Regions from separate parts of the Homo sapiens genome. Here region 2 is linked to region 1. The links are chromatin contacts, found by Hi-C or POLR2A ChIA-PET in ENCODE. All regions are on one chromosome and are shown on one strand. The core of a region is the stretch at or near the end of the contact, and the rest is flanking DNA. Distances in the headings are between cores, read along the strand shown. Region 1 overlaps GPR141 (G protein-coupled receptor 141). Region 2 has its middle 82 kb from the start of NME8.

What was found. A loop is a pair of places that touch in the nucleus more often than their neighbours do. ChIA-PET counts read pairs that join two places held with the same protein, here RNA polymerase II (POLR2A). Pooled maps may share reads with other maps.
Region 2: a map with no recorded cell type shows a loop between it and region 1 (1.8-fold over the local background). The contact joins two enhancer-like sites. A Hi-C loop is called at or near these places in 1 of 168 maps with a recorded cell type or tissue (heart right ventricle), 3 of 37 single-sample maps with no recorded cell type and 2 of 50 pooled maps. POLR2A ChIA-PET finds 5 or more read pairs at or near these places in 2 of 52 experiments (K562 and WTC11).

What each region holds. Positions count from the first base shown.
Region 1 is chr7:37,703,600-37,708,648 of GRCh38, forward strand. The region is part of intron 2 of GPR141 (G protein-coupled receptor 141); the gene reads left to right. Among named protein-coding and RNA genes, the nearest start is that of GPR141, 22 kb to the left of the region's middle. RefSeq lists a silencer at 2,313-2,530. Within about 2 kb of position 2,637, at least 2 of the 41 ENCODE cell types and tissues checked have a DNase peak (open chromatin) inside an H3K27ac peak, as active enhancers do.
Region 2 is chr7:37,763,422-37,769,005 of GRCh38, forward strand. No RefSeq gene overlaps it. Among named protein-coding and RNA genes, the nearest start is that of NME8, 82 kb to the right of the region's middle. RefSeq lists an enhancer at 2,469-2,938. Within about 2 kb of position 2,655, at least 4 of the 41 ENCODE cell types and tissues checked have a DNase peak (open chromatin) inside an H3K27ac peak, as active enhancers do.

The DNA of each region.
Region 1 (5,049 bases), core at 1,387-3,886:
ATGCCTTTAACTCTTAGTTGGTATATAAATTCAAGAAAGTTTCTTAAGCTTTCTGTGCCTCAGTTCCCTCAGTTCTAAAATGGAGGGAGCAATAGTATCTACTTCATAGGATTGTTGTAAAGATTGCAAGATGAAATATGTGTAAAGTGCTAAGAAGCTTGCACAGTGTATTTGCTCTTATTTTCTTTTTGTGTTGCATTCTGAGCAATTTTTTTCATCTCTATTATATGGTTCACCAATTTTTATTTTCTCTTTCTGGTTCTATTAGTATATTTTTCACTTTCAAAAATACAACTTTCGAAAAGTAATTTTTGGTTATTTTTCAAAATGCCTATACATTTTAAAAAATCACTTACTTTTAATATATTACATTATTTTATATATGTACGTTTGCATTGGCATTTGCTATTGCTAGTTACCTTCTGCCAGATACCCAGAAACCCTGGGCCATTTCAAACTAAATTTTCAACATGGGATTTTTTGAGACCCACTGATAGTATAGATTCCTTTGTCCAAACTCTGACAAAGCTGTCTTATGGTTATGAATTTTTGTGGGGAGAATATATTTTTTCTTTTCCACCCAAAGCTAAAACTAGGACAAGTAAGTAGACTGTGTCTTTCTCTGGAGTTGATTTTTTTTTTTCCAAGTGTTTTCCTTTTCTTAGGTTGTAGCTTTGTGTGTGTGTTAGTCTGTTCTCATGCTGCTATGAAGAAACACCTGAGACTGGTTAATTTATAAAGGAAAGAAGTTTAATTAACTCACAGTTCCGCATGGCTGGGGAGGCCTCAGGAGACTTACAATCGTGGCAGAAGGCACCTCTTCACAGGGTGGCAGGAGAGAGAATGAGACCCAGTAGGGGAAATGCCAGATGCTTATAAAACCATCAGATCTTGTGAGAACTCACTCACTATCATGGGAACAGCATGGGGGAAACCACCCCCATGATTCAATTACCTCCCACTGAGTCCCTCCCATGACACATGGGGATTGTAGGGATTACAGTTCAAGATGAGATTTGAATGGGGACACAGCTAAATCATATCAGTGTGGTCGAGTCCAATCTGACTTTACACCTTATATGGGGCCCAGGCTTTGTCCCTGTTGTGCTGTGTATATGGGTCTGTTAACAGGAAAGATCTAAGTCTCCAGCATTGATGAATAACTTCAGAGCTGCCTCTGCTTTTATACTCATTTACTCGCTTACCTTTCTTGATTTATGTATTATGAAATTATTCTTTTCTACTAAGACTTTCTACTTATTTTTAACTCATCCATGAGTTTTTAAAAGATGTTTAAAAAATGATTTTTCGCATTTTAGGGTACTTTCCACTGTGAACCGAGGTCAACACTAACTGACTCTGCCTCAAATTCCACATCAGAGTTATTGCTATGTGCTCAGTGACAAGCCCAATACTTAGTATGCAATAGCCACTCTAATAATACTTATTAAATGAATAAATATATGTATAGTTGAATGTAACCCTGGTATTATTTAGATATTTCTCTAAAAACCCAAGGAAAGCTTACTTTGATATTGAAGACAATTAAAATATGTTAAATTTAAAACATTCTATTAAAGCTCTGAACAGAATGCAGGCCTCAATCTGCAACTTTAGGAATTTTTACTGACTTCAGATGGGCAGTCCACAATTCATGTGTTTGCTCTTTTGAAGAATATTCTGCCATAGAAAATAATACTCTAAATGTTGGTTTGATCACCAGACTAAATGGTAAAACCTATATCACTGATAAATTATTTACATCACAGCATAAATACATCTAGAGAATGTATTCTCCATTTATAATATTATTTCTATAACCTCAGTAGAGAAAGGAAATTCTGGGGACTGCGATATATCAGTTGGATTCTGGCTTATGCTAATTGTCTGAAGGAAAGTACATCTGCAAATCTAGGGTTTTTACATTGGAAATTGCTTGCTGGCCTCTTCTCAATATGTTGAGAAAACATATTGAGGGCAAGAAATAAAGTGAGTTCTCTGACTTGGTAAACCTGATTTGAAGTGACAATGAGATGGGGGTCTGAGGGAAAAGATACCAAAGCCTGAGGCTGAAAATTCAAATTTGCAATTAAGAAAATGGTTTTCATTCTGGGATGCCTATTGAAAATATTTGGAGAGCAATAAAAAATATAGACAGCTATACGGTATTCCCATAAGTGAGAACCACGTGTCACTATTTTGCAAAAGCTTCCCAGGCAATTCTATAGGGCAGCCACAGTTGATGCATCAATCCGGATGCCATGAGAAAACTGAAACCACTCCAGGTATTTGAAACAGGAAGGGGTCTAATGTAGGGAATCAGAGGCTGCGACAGCACTGAACGGGCTGAGAGAGGAAAGACCAGAAAAAGCTGCTGCTCCTGTTCCAGAAATCAGGAAATGCGAGAATCTTTGGAAACTACCACTAAAGAGGGCAGCTGCTTTGCTCCAATGAGGGTGGTTTAGAAGAAGCCTGAGACCCACTGGCGAACTACAGGTCTTCTTCCTCCAGAAGCTCTCGGGCCTGCATGGTGTTTACACACACACAAAAATAATGGCTTCTCTTCAGTTCTACCTGCAGGTGTCACAGTAACAGCTCTTATTATTCATGGCGTCTAACGCTAACCTTTGTGGCCAGGGACTCTACGGATGCATAGAAGGGACAAGATGGTGCAAGTCTGTCAATAGATTGAGAAATACTTGGAGAGCATTTAAAAACCAGATTGAGAATCACTGGTTTGGGATAGATGAACTTCCAAAATTCAGAGCACTGTTGTACTCTGTTGTTTTAGTGAACTTTAAACAGCAAAATATTTGTAAAAGCATTTATCCAGATTCAAGAAGAAGGCTTGAGGTTTAACACTCCCAGTGAAGAGCTTTTTTCCACCCTGCAGATTTCTGTGAGTACCAGGAGGAAGTGGGAATATCTTCCCTGACCCCCCACCATAGTTCCTTCCGCTCATCTGGAAGCGTTAAAGAATTCACAAATCAATGGCAAAAATAACTTTTAAGAGGATTCTAGCCAAACAAAGGCCACACTTGGCAGAGGCTCAGCTGAACCTAGTACTCAAATGGAGAGGTTTCATGATGGGTGTCATGAAAATGTGACTATACAAAAGGAAAATGTGTTGATACCAAAGTTCACATCCTTTGTTCTCCATATCATTGCCTCTCTATATGCAAGTGACAGCGTGAATTTTGTAGGACGCTTTTTCACATACATTTTCTTTTCATATAAATCGTAATGATTGACCAGAGACCCTTGCAAATAGCCTGGGCATGGACAAAGGAAAATAAGAACTGCCCCTTCTTGAGATGGTGGCTTTCCCTCTTCTCTCTCCTGAGAGCAACCACCCACCCAGCTGGTACGTTTTCTTCTCTTCCACGCCCACTGCCTCTTCCTCTTTCCCTTTCCCTCCAGAGCTTCCCTGACCCTCTTCTCCTCCCCTTTACCTCCTTCCTGTTAAAAAGTGTCTGGTGGTGGAGCCAGACAGAACTGTAGTCAGAGCCTTGTGGGATTTCTCAGGGGCAGGGTAACCTCAGGTCCTGAACCTCCCAGAACGTCTACATAATAATAGAATGTTTACTTCTTGCCAAGACAATTCTAAGTATTTTTAAATTTAGTGCTGAGAATGGTAATTTGCACATAGTTTGTACCTTACAAGTAGATACCGTTATTACCATTATCCCCATTTTATCAATGTAGGCTTAGAGAGGTCAAACAACTTGCTCAATTTCAGATAGCTAATATTCAAATCAAGTGGTATATATCCCACTGTACTCTGAGCTTCCCTGATTGTAACATTTTTATGACTCTAGTTGTGGCATTATAATTTATGAAGGTCATTGATGAACTACAGTGTCCAAATATCCTGGCCCTCTGAGGAAGGTACTGAAAACCATACTATCTTTATCACTCTCATCAACAATAAGCATTTATCAAGTGTACACTCTATGCCAAGTCTTATGATGTGTTTTATAAGTACAAAAACTTTATGAAACGGGTAACATTATAATCACCCCAATTTACAGATAAGGAAAATAAATTATGGAGACATTAAGTAAATTGCCCAAGATGGCCCAGCTAGTAAATAATAAAGGCAAGATTTTAGAGCCAACGCTTATAGTCATATACTACACTAGAAACTTTAGTTACTTGCCTGAACAAGAAAGGATGACAGGACACAGAGGAAGATGGAGGTTGGGAGCAAAGAGAGAAAATAGGAATATTCAGTTGACAAGGAAATACCAGCTAGAGAGGAAAAACAATTACATTGCAATGCTACGACAGGGTTTTTCTCGGGAGGCAGATTTCTGCACAATGTGATAAAGGACTTTCCAGCAACTATTTTTAACAACACCACAGACTGCCTCTCAAAACAGAGTGTGAATATTTTGACCTTGGAAATTTTCAGATGCTAAAGAAATTTCCTAAATTGAAGAGAACATTGGAGTGTATATGACCTCTAAGCTAGTATGTGACCTCTCAGATGCTTTGGATATAGAAGTTAGCTCATTGAAACCGTCACAGCAGCCTGACAGATGTAATGATAAAATTTTATAAGTGGCCATACTGAAGCATGATGAGGACATGTGGTTGAATCCAGGTAAATGACTAATCTAGTCATTGAGCTCAGCTCAGAATCTGGTCTTGTGAGCATTTCTAGTCTTGCCAGCATTTCTTTCATACTGCCTCTTGACAAATTGCTGGCAAAAAAAAAAAAAAAAAAAAAAAAACGCAAAAGCTGGCCAAAAGCAGCCTGCATTTGAATTAAGCAGAGAGTTGTTCTTGAATTTATTTTTTGTACTAGGAAGACACATTTCTTCCTCTATGCTTTAGAAGAAGTACTGGAATGGTGGTGTCCCAATAAGGTGCCATGTTCAGAGAGTGGTGAAAGCTAAAGCTGACCTTATAAGACCTGGGAAAAATGAGTACGCATCCTGTCTGAGAGCAATAATATCATGCTGTACATACAGTAAAGTCAGGGGTTTCCTCTGGGAAGAGGCACATAACTCCAAGAAACTCAAGAGGGAAATCAGGGTGACATTT
Region 2 (5,584 bases), core at 1,405-3,904, 60 kb after region 1:
CTGCAGCTGCCTGCTGTCTAAGCCTTCTGGGCTCCTTGGAGGAGGGGCGGCAGGCAACACTGGGAATGCTAGCTGCCTAACACACTATGCTCCCAGGGCAGGGGAAGGGCGGCAGCCATCTCTATAGCTCCAGGCCACGCTTTTCCTCTGCTGGAGCCAAGGAGGCTGGACGGTTGGGTCCCAAGAGGTATTCGCCACAGCCTAACAAACCGGCTGTGGCAGACTACGGCCAAAGTGCCTCTTCAGGCCTGACCTTGACCCATTCCTCCTCACTGGGTGGGGCCTCCCTGCAGGAATTCCAACAACTCCAACCAGGGGCTCAGGGACAGAACTCTAATCTCCCTGGGCCTGAGCCCATGAAGGGGTGGCCATAGTCTCCGTGGACCAGCAGACTTGGTCTTTTGTTCTTCTAGTTCTGAGGAATCGGAGCAGCCCAGAGGAGTAGGTTTCCCCACAGCGAGGCACACCCCCTCTACCAAGGGACAGCCAAAGTGCTTCGTTAAATGGGTCCTGCATCCCATGCCATCCAACTGAGTGAGATCCTCCAACAGAGGTTGTCAGACACCTTATATGGGAGCATTTCTACTGGCATCACATTGGTGCCCCTCGAGGTCAGAGATCCCAGAGGAAGGAGCAGGCATCCATCTTTGCTGTTCTCCAGTCTCCTCGAGTGACATCTCCAGGCACGGGAGTGAACCTGATGAATAGGGCCTGAAGTGAACTCCCAGCAAACCACAGCAGCCCTAGAGAAGAGGGAGCTGACTATTAAAAAACAAACAAACAAACAAACAGAAAGCAACAACAATAGCATCAACAAAAAAGTCCCCACAAATCCTCATCCAAGGATCAACAGCCTCAAAGATCAAAACTAGACAAACTTATGAAGAAGAGAAAAAATAAAAAAAAACACAGAAAACCCAAAAGGCCAGAGTGCCTCTTCTCTTCCAAATGATCACAACACCTCTCCAGCAAGGGCACAGAACTGGACGGAGGATGACATGGATGAACTGACAGAAGAAACAATAGATGCTGGCAAGGCTGTGGAGAAATAGAAATGCTTTTACACTGTTGGTGGGAATGTGAATTAGTTCAACCATTGTGGAAGACAGTGTGGCAATTCTTCAGGGATCTAGAACCAGAAATTCCGTTTGACTCAGCAATCCCATTACTGGGTACATAACCAAAGGAATATAAATCATTCTACTATAAAGATACATGCACATGTATGTTTATTGCAGCACTATTTACAATAGCAAAGACATGGAACCAACCCAAATGCCCATCAATGATAGATTGGTTAAATAAAATGTGGTACATATACACTATGGAATACTATGCAGCCATAAAAACAAATGAGATCATGTGCTTTGCAGGGACATAGATGAAGCCAGAAGCCATCTTGTTCAGCAAACCAGCACAGGAACAGAAAACCAAACACTACATGTTCTCACTCATAAGTGGGAGTTGAACAATGAGAACACATGGACACAGGGAGGGGAACATCACATATGGGGACCTGTAGGGGGAGGAGGAGAGGGAGATCATCAGGACAAATAGCTAATGCATTTGGGGCTTAAAGCCTAGATGACGGGTTGATAGTTGCAGCAAACCACCATGGCACATGTATACCCATGTAACAAACCTGCATGTTCTGCACATGTATCCAGAAACTTAAAGTAAAATAAAAATTAAAAACAACAATAATAATATGATTGTAAAGATAGATCACGTTTAAAGAGGGCAGCTCACTGTGGTGTACTGGTAATTTTTGAACAACTGGTTCCCTTCTCCCTAAAAAAAACCTCTGTGTGTGTGTGTATGTATGTGCGTGTGTGTGTATGTATGTGTATATGCATATATATTATATACACAATATTATTTATTATAAATTCCATACAGCCAGTTAGTTCCCACAGAATGCTTTTATTAATTTTTACCAAACTCTTATCTATAGCCAACCTTTGTTTGCAACTGATGAATAAGTTAGTTGACACATTTGTTTATCTCATGTAAGACAAAAGTCAAACAATGAAGACTCACGTCTCGGAAATTCACTGTTTTGTCCATGGTGTGAGCAAGTTCCCTGTTGAATTGTGTAATAGTGGTTGAATACTAGAAAACTGTATTTTTCATTTCAGTGCTGGTCAGTGTAATAACTACAGACACACAACACACTTCTAAGTTTAATCTGCTTTATCAACATTTTCTCTACCACTTCCATAAGTCTAGACAGTCAATAAAAAATAAATTGAGCCCTGATTTGTAGTATTTGCCAATTCCCACCAGGCCAATTTCAAGCTATCCGAGTGATGTCACCAAACACAGATTTGGGAAGAAATGTGCAGTGACACAGCATTATGTAGAACTCGCAACTTGCAACTAAGACATAAGTAACTTCAAAAGTATAAATAAATAAAACACAGTAATTGATAAGTTCTAGTAAGTGATGAGTTCTACACATTATTACTTGAATTTTTAATAATGGCTAGTTGGTAGAGAATGTAAATCAGTTTAGTTTCTACAGCAGTGACATCAGATTCCAATGAAGGGGTGAGAAAAGAAAGTGAAAAACAGAAGAAAGGGGAAAGAAATATTTGAGCATGTGATGTGGGCTAGGTACTTTCCTTACATGAGCTCCTTTAGAGTCCTTTCTCCAACTTTCGAATGAACAAAATGAGTCCCAGCAAAGCACCTCCTCCTTTGACCACAGGACGCTGCCTCAGAAGGAGAGCCACCAGTTCCTGTTGCTCCTGGCTGCTTTTCTTTGTGTTCCGTTTCCTCTATTTAACTCAAATTACTGAGAAGTAGTCTGCTTATGTTTTAGTTATAAGCCTCTGATGGAAAGCTGGGGCAGCCACCCACTAGGGAAGATAGATGGCCAGACCCTCTCTCTTCATCTCTCTGGCAGCCAGAACTTAGGTGACCCAGCAGGGCCTAATCAGACATACATGCCCAGCACTTGAACATGGGAGCCGTGGATGGTGGAGAATTTATTCCGACTAGTGTGACCAACTGTCCTGCTTTGCTGAAGACAGAGGGGGTTCTCAGGAGCCCAGACTATCAGTTTAAAACCAGCAAAGAGTTTTGAGCATACCAGCGCAAGTGGGTCACCTGCTGCTGGAGTCTGGGGGTGGCAGTTTCAGCCTCAGTGTGCAGGGTCAACAGTGACTGCAGGGGAATCTGCAGCATCTGCAGTGCGGCGTTGACCACCCTAAGATCAAGTTCTGAGTCTTGATTTGGGCTGTGGTTCTGGCTGCCCTCCGTTCATGCCTATTTTCAGAAACTAGTTCTGCATCTTCCCAATTATTCTGTGAACCAACTAATAACCTTGCAAAACCTCCTTTTCTGTTTAATGTCAGCCAAGGCAAAGTTTCTGCTGCTTGCAGGGAATAGCCCTGGACTGACACCATGCTTCTCTCAGCTTTCCTTACTGTTGTTCCATCTCCCAGCAATGGCTGGCTCTGGAGTTCATTGTTCTGTGCTCCGCATAGGTGAAGTCTCCAGGGAAAAGTGCTTCTTTCTAAGGCACTGTCAGACTTACGGAAGTGATTTATTTAATAGATAAACCAGCACTGATGACTTCTAACCAGTTAAAGCTGATTGTTTTTTCCAGTCAGGAATTCTGGTAAAACCATATACCTCTATCCATAGTGTTAGTCCCTAATTGCCAGGCATGGGCTGTAGAGTTTAAGTGGGACTAGAGACCAACACACGTACGATAAACAATAGAGGTAGGAAATATACCTCAAATTTCCTGGCTATTGATTGATTCATAAAACTATTTTATAATGATCCAAAGGATTAAGCAACAAATAAAGTCATTAAAATAGTGTACTTAAAAGTTGCACTTTGCAAAATGGGTATGTTATCTAGGTACTCGTACACTATTTTTGTACTGCTGGTCCTGTACCAGAAACATTTTTTTTTCCATTGTTACTTGCTTTTTAAACTTTGCTTAGCCACTTAAAGAAAATCTGCTTGCACAATTTGCCTCAAATCCACTCCCATTGTGAGCTGATTTTTTAATTTTTCCAATTAAAAAAATCACAATTTATGCCCCCTCCCCCCCAAAACTCCTTAAATCATAGTGAGACAAACCTTCCATGAGGCCAGACTATGCCCTTCTCATTCAATAGGGTTAGTATTCAGGACCAAAAGAGCTAACCATCTAAGTTTAAATACAATAGAAATATAATGCCAGCCATGTGAGAAAATTTAAATTCCCTAGTAACTACATTTTTTAAAAAGTAAAAAGAAATAGGTGAAATTCGTATATCATTTTGTTTAACATAATATGTTAAAAATATAATCGCTTCAACTTGTAATCCATATAAGGATATTAACAATATATCTTACATTTCTTTTCTTTAATAGTGAGACTTCAAAATTCAGTGTGTAGTTTACCTTCAAGCACATCTCAACTAGGACGACCACATTTCAAGGGTTCAGCCCCATTTGACTTGGGGCTGCTGCCTTAAGCAGTGCAGGTCCAAGATATAAGCCCAAGCAAGACAAGGGTTGTCTCCGCATCCTCCTTCATGTGAGATGTGGCAAGGCTTGAAACCTCTCTAGCTCTGATGCCTTACAGTAAGATTAGTGGCTGTGTTAGATTATTGATGTTTCATTTGAACACTGACAATTTTATGATCCTATGCTTTCTCTCAGCAACTAGTCTTCTGGATTTTTTCATTTATCATCCAGCCATCAGGACTTTTACCTAAATTCTAGATACAATGGCTGATTGTTCTGCAATAACATTTTTTATTGTTCCTAAAAAAGCTTGTTTTGAATATTCAAACATAAGTTGTTTGATATTGAGATTTTTTAAAATGTACCTTGCCAAAGAAAAGGGAATGCAGGAATACAGAAGCCAACTAAGATACTCTTACTGCTAGTATTTATTCTCTTGCCACAGCTTTAAAAGTGCAAACCAGATAATAAAATTATGAAACATAAATGGAACCAAGCAAGAAGTCTGTTTGTTTGTTTGTATTTTTAGTAAAGATGGGGTTTTGACATGTGGCCAGGCTAGTCTTGGACTCCTGGCCTCAAGTGATCCGCCCTCCTCGGCCTCCCAAAGTGTTCGGATTACACGCATGAACCACTGTGCCTGGCCTATATGTTTTTAAGTTACATTATTCACAGAAATCGTTAGGCATGAATGTCCTTGTGGGCATATAGAAAAACATGATTTCATGTCATTTCAAAAACAGAACCCAGACTACTTTTGTGCAGCATTTCTTAAGACACTTTCCCTTGAAGAAGGAAATATGTTAGAGGTGCGATATCTTAAGATAAGCCTTGAGAAAAATAAAATGAAAAGAAGTAGGAAGAAGGAATTTATGTTTTTTTTTTAAAAAGTGAGGAAACATTCAAGTTATGAAATATTGCTAAGTGCATCACAACAAGGGTTGCAATGACACAGAGAAGATCTGCAGAATCCTGCACAGGAGGCTGTGTGCTGGGAATGTACACTGTTTTACTGTTTTTCAGAGGAGGATGAATGGAAGGAGGACTTACAGTCTTCTCAGTTGTATTTGGAGCTTAGTTCTTTGACCATGACTTTACTGCCATAATTTGATAA